2 separate regions of the Homo sapiens genome follow, and region 2 is linked to region 1. The links are chromatin contacts, found by Hi-C or POLR2A ChIA-PET in ENCODE. All regions are on one chromosome and are shown on one strand. The core of a region is the stretch at or near the end of the contact, and the rest is flanking DNA. Distances in the headings are between cores, read along the strand shown. Region 1 holds the start of FGF22 (fibroblast growth factor 22). Region 2 overlaps PALM (paralemmin).

Evidence for each region. Hi-C counts contacts between places; a loop is a spot of excess contacts on that map. ChIA-PET counts read pairs that join two places held with the same protein, here RNA polymerase II (POLR2A). Pooled maps may share reads with other maps.
Region 2: a loop to region 1 is called in a pooled map, with 4 times the contacts of the local background. The contact joins the enhancer-like site here to the promoter of FGF22 in region 1. A Hi-C loop is called at or near these places in 9 of 50 pooled maps. POLR2A ChIA-PET finds 5 or more read pairs at or near these places in 4 of 52 experiments (H1, HEK293, common myeloid progenitor, CD34-positive and 1 more).

What each region holds. Positions count from the first base shown.
Region 1 is chr19:638,544-641,562 of GRCh38, forward strand. It overlaps FGF22 (fibroblast growth factor 22), which reads left to right and starts at 1,336. Exons shown (of 3, transcript NM_020637.2): 1 at 1,336-1,596. The coding sequence starts at 1,383. RefSeq lists an enhancer at 1-677 and a silencer at 1,019-1,508.
Region 2 is chr19:732,412-735,672 of GRCh38, forward strand. It overlaps PALM (paralemmin), which reads left to right. Exons shown (of 9, transcript NM_002579.3): 6 at 1,762-1,783. Among named protein-coding and RNA genes, the nearest start is that of MISP, 17 kb to the right of the region's middle. RefSeq lists an enhancer at 1,894-1,943. Within about 2 kb of position 1,765, at least 7 of the 41 ENCODE cell types and tissues checked have a DNase peak (open chromatin) inside an H3K27ac peak, as active enhancers do.

The sequences.
Region 1 (3,019 bases), core at 86-2,585:
CTGCCCAGCGTGCTCCGTGGAGGGTCTCATTGTCTTCCTCCAGACGTCTCTTTACTGGCCCATTTTACAGAGGCGGAACCGAAGCTTGGGGTGTTGGCCACAGGGCTCTAGTGTGGGAAGCCAGGCCAGGCTGGACCTCAGCCATGGGGACCCCTGTCCCTGAGACTGTGGCACCTGCCACACCCTCTGTGTGACCCGCCTAAGCCAGGAAGAGAGGGTCAGGAGATGCCTGAGCCACCAAGAAGGCATCCCAGCGTCCAGCCAGACCGGTTATCCCTCCAGAGGGCTCCCCGGCAGGACAGGCTGGTCGCCATGTCTTCAGCCTGGTGCTATTTAAAGGTGGGTGCCACCTGGGGCTGTGGCCGCAGGGCCAGGACTGGGCTGCTGGGAGCTGTGTCCCCACAGCGGAGGTCGCCGCCCCTCTCAGGCCTCGGTTTCCCCAGTTGTCAATGCCTCCACTTGGCTGTGAGTCTGTGAGGGTCACTGTGCTCACCTTTTGGGGCCCAGCGCATGGGGCAGGCAGAGGAAGGGTGGGGGCCAGCCGCCTTGCTGGGTGGTTCCCCGTGGGGCCTGGGGTATGGCTCTAAGGGAGGAGCAAGTGTGGGTGCGAATGGGGCCGCCCCATTCCTGCCGCCTCCGACGTGCCCCGCCAGCCGGCCACCGACAGGTCTACGTGGCTATCCTCCCTCCTGCCCACCTACCTGCCCAAACACACGTCCCCAGTCGTCACCTGCCCACCCACCCGCGCATTCCCACACCCTTGTGGGCCTGGCTTTCGGGAAACTACAATTTGCGGGGAGAGAAGTCCCACGAGGGCATGCCCCGGAGCCTGGCTGGTCCCACGGCTGACGCACGCGGCAGGACCTCCCGTGTCCATCTCTGTCCCCAAGCATCTCCGCCTCTGCCCCTCTCTGTCTCTGTGTCTCTCTCGTCTCTCCCGGTCATCTTCCTTGTGTCTCTTGACTGCCGCCGTCTTTCTGTCTCTGTCTCCCTCCGGGTCTCTGTCTCCCTCCAGGTCTCTGCGGCCCGCGTCTCACACTCCCGCCCCCGCAACCCGAGGTCCTAGCCCGCCCGGGGACTCGGCTGACTCACGGACACGCCCCGCGAGACAAACAACAAACGCGCGGAGGCCGAGCGCGGAGTCCCGCACGGCCGCGCCCCTGTGCACCTGGCCCCCGCCCCCGAGACGTCCCATTGGCCGGCGCCCTAGCCTGGTCCCGCCCAAGTGGACCCCGCCCCCGCCCCGAGGCACCCCATTGGCCGGCGTCCCCGCCCCAGCGAACCCGGCCCCGCCCCCGAGGCGCCCCATTGGCCCCGCCGCGCGAAGGCAGAGCCGCGGACGCCCGGGAGCGACGAGCGCGCAGCGAACCGGGTGCCGGGTCATGCGCCGCCGCCTGTGGCTGGGCCTGGCCTGGCTGCTGCTGGCGCGGGCGCCGGACGCCGCGGGAACCCCGAGCGCGTCGCGGGGACCGCGCAGCTACCCGCACCTGGAGGGCGACGTGCGCTGGCGGCGCCTCTTCTCCTCCACTCACTTCTTCCTGCGCGTGGATCCCGGCGGCCGCGTGCAGGGCACCCGCTGGCGCCACGGCCAGGACAGTGAGTGCGGGGCGGCGGGGGCCTGGGGTGGGGAGGCGGCGGGTGACGGCAACGCGGCCGCCGTCTTCACGGTGACCTGCGCCCGCGGGGGAGTCCCGGAGGCTCCTCTGTGCAGCCTCGGCCTCAGTTTCCGTGGTCTGTGAGATGGGTGCAGCCTGCCTGGTGGGAGGGTTGCACTGTTAAAGCGAAGGCTGCAGCGGCGGACCCGGCTCAGGGGCAGAGAAGCGTCCGTGTGGTACAACCCTGTGGGTGGGGCCACCCATCTGCAGGTGGGAAACTGAGGCTCCAGAGGGGCTGGGGCAGGCCCAGCTGCATGGCGGAAGCGGCGGGGGGCTGACCTCCGGACTCCTGACATCACAGAATCCAGTCAGGGCTGCCTGAGTCGGGGCCCCCTCTGCTTCTTCCCAGACACCCCATCTGGCAGGTGAGGACAAGGAGGCACACAGAAGGGATGGGACCTGCCCAGGGTCACACTGACAGGGGTGGCGGAGCTGGGTCCCCACAGGGCCCAGGACGTCACGGAGCGGGCGTCTCTGTCCCCAGGGTCTGCCGAGCACACTGAGGTAGGCCCTCAGTGTTTGTGGAATGTCAGGAGCAAGAGGAGAGGCTGGGCACAGCAGGGGATGTGGGTACCTGGAGGCCAGGGGAGTCGGTGTCCCCGCCGGGCGGGGGGCACTGGGAAGGGGGCCCGGGCCCGCTGGCTGCCGCCTGAATCACCACCATCAGGGCAGGTAATCACCCCCTGTCCTTCCCACCGCTTTCATCTGGGCGCCAAGGCCCTCATTAGGCCGCACGTGACGAGGGCGGACAGGGGACTGGCTGGGCCGGTCCATCCATGGCGGGCATGGCCAGGCGGGGTGGCCTCGGGCCGGGGCAGAGGCCTGGCTCCGCTGCCTGACCTGGAACAGTCTCTGCCTCTCTCCAAGCCTCGGTTTCCCCAGCTGGACGGTGATGGGGGTGAGGGCTAGCTGAGGGCTCTCCTGCCCTTCGTGCATTCGCTGGTCACTAATCGGGCACCTTGTGGGTGCTGTGCTCCGCATGGGGGACCCAGTGGTGACAGAGACGCCCACCCTCCTGGGGCTCCCAGAGCAGAGGCGCGCAGCAGTTAGACACGTGAACAAGGGCGCAGGTGGGTGCACAGAACAGTGAACGGTTGGCCGGGTGCAGTGGCTCACGTCGGTAATCCCAGCACTTTGGGAGGCCGAGGCGGGCAGATCACGAGGTCAGGAGATCGAGACCATCCCGGCTAACACGGTGAAACCCCGTCTCTACCAAAAATACAAAAATTAGCCGGGTGTGGTGGCGGGCGCCTGTAGTCCCAGCTACTCGGGAGGCTGAGGCAGGAGAATGACGTGAAGCCGGGAGGTGGAGCTTGCAGTGAGCTGAGATCGCGCCACTGCCCTCCACCCTGGGCGACAGAGCG
Region 2 (3,261 bases), core at 515-3,014, 94 kb after region 1:
TGGCCGGGCTTAGTGGCTCACGCCTGTAATCGCAGCACTTTGGGAGGCCGAGGCAGGCACATCATTTGAGGTCAGGAGTTCAAGACCAGCCTGACCAACATGATAAAACCCCATATCTACTAAAAATACAAAAATTAACCAGATGTCGTGGCCGGCACCTGTAATCTCAGCTGCTCGGGAGGCTGAGGCTGAGAATCACTTGTACCCAGGGGGCAGAGGTTGCAGTGAGCTGAGATCACGCCACTACACTCCAGCCTGGGAGACAGAGCAAGATTCTTTCTAAAAAAAAAAACCTGGTTCTGGGCACAGTCCTGGACCTCACTGAGCTCACGTCAGGTGGGAAGATGGCGTGTATTGGGGACCACCCAGGGAGGGTGGTCAGGCCGAAGAGGTGGGAAGCCCAGGGCGCTGTGGAATCCCCAAGGAAGTGCCTCATTCGTGGGAGGGCTGGGCAGGCGACCTGGAGGATGTGGGTTTCGTGGGAGGGCTGGGCAGGCGACCTGGAGGACGTGGGGTGGTTTTTTTGTGTTTTTTTTTTTGAGACAGAGTTTCACTCTTGTTACCCAGGCTGGAGTGCAATGGCACGATTTCAGCAACCTCTACCTCCTGGGTTCAAGTGATTCTCCTGCCTTAGCCTCCTAAGTATCTGGGATTGCAGGCGCCCGCCACCACGCCCAGCTAATTTTGTATTTTTAGTAGAGACAGGGTTTGGCCATGTTGGTCAGGCTGGTCTCGAACTCCTGACCTCAGGTGATCCGCCCGCCTCGGCCTCCCAAAGTGCTGGGATTAGAGGCATGAGCCACCGTGCCCAGCCAAGGAAGTGGGTTTTGAAGGTTGAATAGGAGTTCTCCAGGTGCTTTTCCCTGAAGGTTGTTTGAGCATGGACTAGTGCTGTCATGGGAGACTCAGCAATACACATGCACGGCCCCTGCCTTCCTGACGGGCACACCCAGTGACGTGATGAGGGAAGAGTGCACTGAGGGAGCATCAGACACCACAGCCCTGAGACAGGAGTGTGTCCCAGAAACAGCAAGAAGACCAGGGATGCCAGGGCACAGTTCAGGGAGAGGGGCCTGTGTGCAGGGTCTGACCATGCAGGGCAGAACGGGTTCAGACAGGCGACACTAGACCCTGAGCCTCGCACAGTGGCTCCCAGGAGGCCAAGGGAGGAGGATCGCTTGAGAGCAGGAGTGGACGAGACTGGAGGGGGCACGGAGGAGCCGGCTGGATTCAGGGTGGCCTGCGGGAGCCGCTGATGCGGGGGTATGTGGGGAGGGAGGGAAGAAATGAGATGGAGCGGACGTGGTGGCTCAGCCTGTAATCCCGGCACTTTGGGAGGCCGAGGTGGGTGGATCACCTGAGGTCAGGGGATCGAAACCAGCCTGGCCAACATGGAGAAACCCCGTCTCTACTAAAAATACAAAATTAGCCAGGTGCGATGACGCAGGCCTGTAACCCCAGCTACTGGGGAGGCTGAGGCACGAGAATCGCTTGAACCCAGGAGGCGGAAGTTGCAGTGAGCCAAGATTGCCCCATTGCACTCCGGCCTGGGCGACAAGAGCGAAACTCCATCTCAATAAAAAGAAAAAAGAAAGATGACCTCTGTGTTTCTGGCCAGAGTCCCAAGAGGATAGGATGAGAAGCGGGTGCGTATGACGTCACCCACTGTGCCATGCCCTCCCCAGGCTCCTGACCCCATGGCTCCCCTTCCTCTTCCCGGGGATGCTGACGCCCCTGACCCTTCTCTCTTCTTTCTTGCAGACGCCGGTGGGCACGCCCAAAGGTAGGACCTCTGGAAGGAACTCGTGGGGCCTCGGCGCACTCTGGTGGCCAGAGAGGGGATGGCAGGGCGGGGAGTGAAGCTACAAAGTTGCTCGGTGCCTCACGCCTGTGATCCCAGCACTTTGGGAGGCCGAGGCGGGTAGATCTCCTGAGGTCAGGAGTTCGAGACCAGCCTGACCAACATGGCGAAACTCAGTGTCTACTGAAAAAATGCAAAGACAATTAGCCGGGTGTGGTGGCTCATGCCTGTAATCCCAGCACTTTGGGAGGCTGAGGCAGGAGGATCGATCGCTTGAGCCCAGGAGTTCAAGAGCATGCTGGGCAACACAGGGAGACCCTGTCTCTGCCAAACATAAAAAAATTAGCCGCCGGCCAGGCCCAGTGGCTCAGACCTGTAACCCCAGCGCTCTGGGAGGCTGAGACAGGTGGATCCCTTGAGGTCAGGAGTTCAAGACCAGCCTGGCCAACATAGTGAAACCCCGTCTCTACTAAAAATACAAAAATTAGCCGTGTGTGCTGCACGCCTGTAGTCCCAGCTGCTCGGGAGGCTGAGGTGGGAGGATCACTTGAGCCCAGGAGGTTGAGCTGTGATCGCACCACTGCACCCCAGCCTGGGCGACAGAGCGAGACCCTGTCTGTAAACTGCATTTCACGGAACGTGTCCGCTTCTGTATCGATAGCGGGACAGCCACCAGCCGGGATTGACGCTGGCGTCTGAAGTGCTTCTGGCCTGGTTTGTTGTGTGTTAATTATTCATAAGGAGAGTGTCTTCTTGTCTTACTGTAGAATTAAAAATTAATCATTAAAAAAATCCAGACAGGCCTCTCAGGGATTTTGTGAAAATCACTGGGCTGAGGATGAGGAATGAACTGTGAGGCTGCCTGTGGGATTTTCTAGGGGTTGCGGTGGGGGTCCAGGTGCCTGTGTCTGTGCGGGGCCTGTGTCTGGGGGCCCAGGTGCCTGTGTCCTGGTGTCTGGGTGGGGTCTGTGTGTCTGGGGGCCCAGGTGCCTGTGTCCTGGTGTCTGGGTGGGGTCTGTGTGTCTGGGGGCCCAGGTGCCTGTGTTTGGGTGTCTCGGTGGGGTCTGTGTGTCTGGGGGCCCAGGTGCTTGTCTGGATGTCTGGGGGCCCACAGGTGCCTGTGTCCGGGTGTCTGGGTGGGATCTGTGTGTCTGAGGGCCCAGGTGCCTGTCTGGATGTCTGGGGGCCCAGGTTCCTGTGTCCGGGTGTCTGGATGGGATCCGTGTGTCTGAGGGCCCAGGTGCCTGTCTGGATGTCTGGGGGCCCAGGTGCCTGTGTCCGGGTGTCTGGGTGGGATCTGTGTGTCTGAGGGCCCAGGTGCCTGTCTGGGTGTCTGGGGGCCCAGGTTCCTGTGTCTGGGTGTCTGGGTGGGATCCGTGTGTCTGAGGGCCCAGGTGCCTGTCTGGGTGTCTGGGGGCCCAGGTGCCTGTGTCCGGGTGTCTGGGTGGGATCCGTGTGTC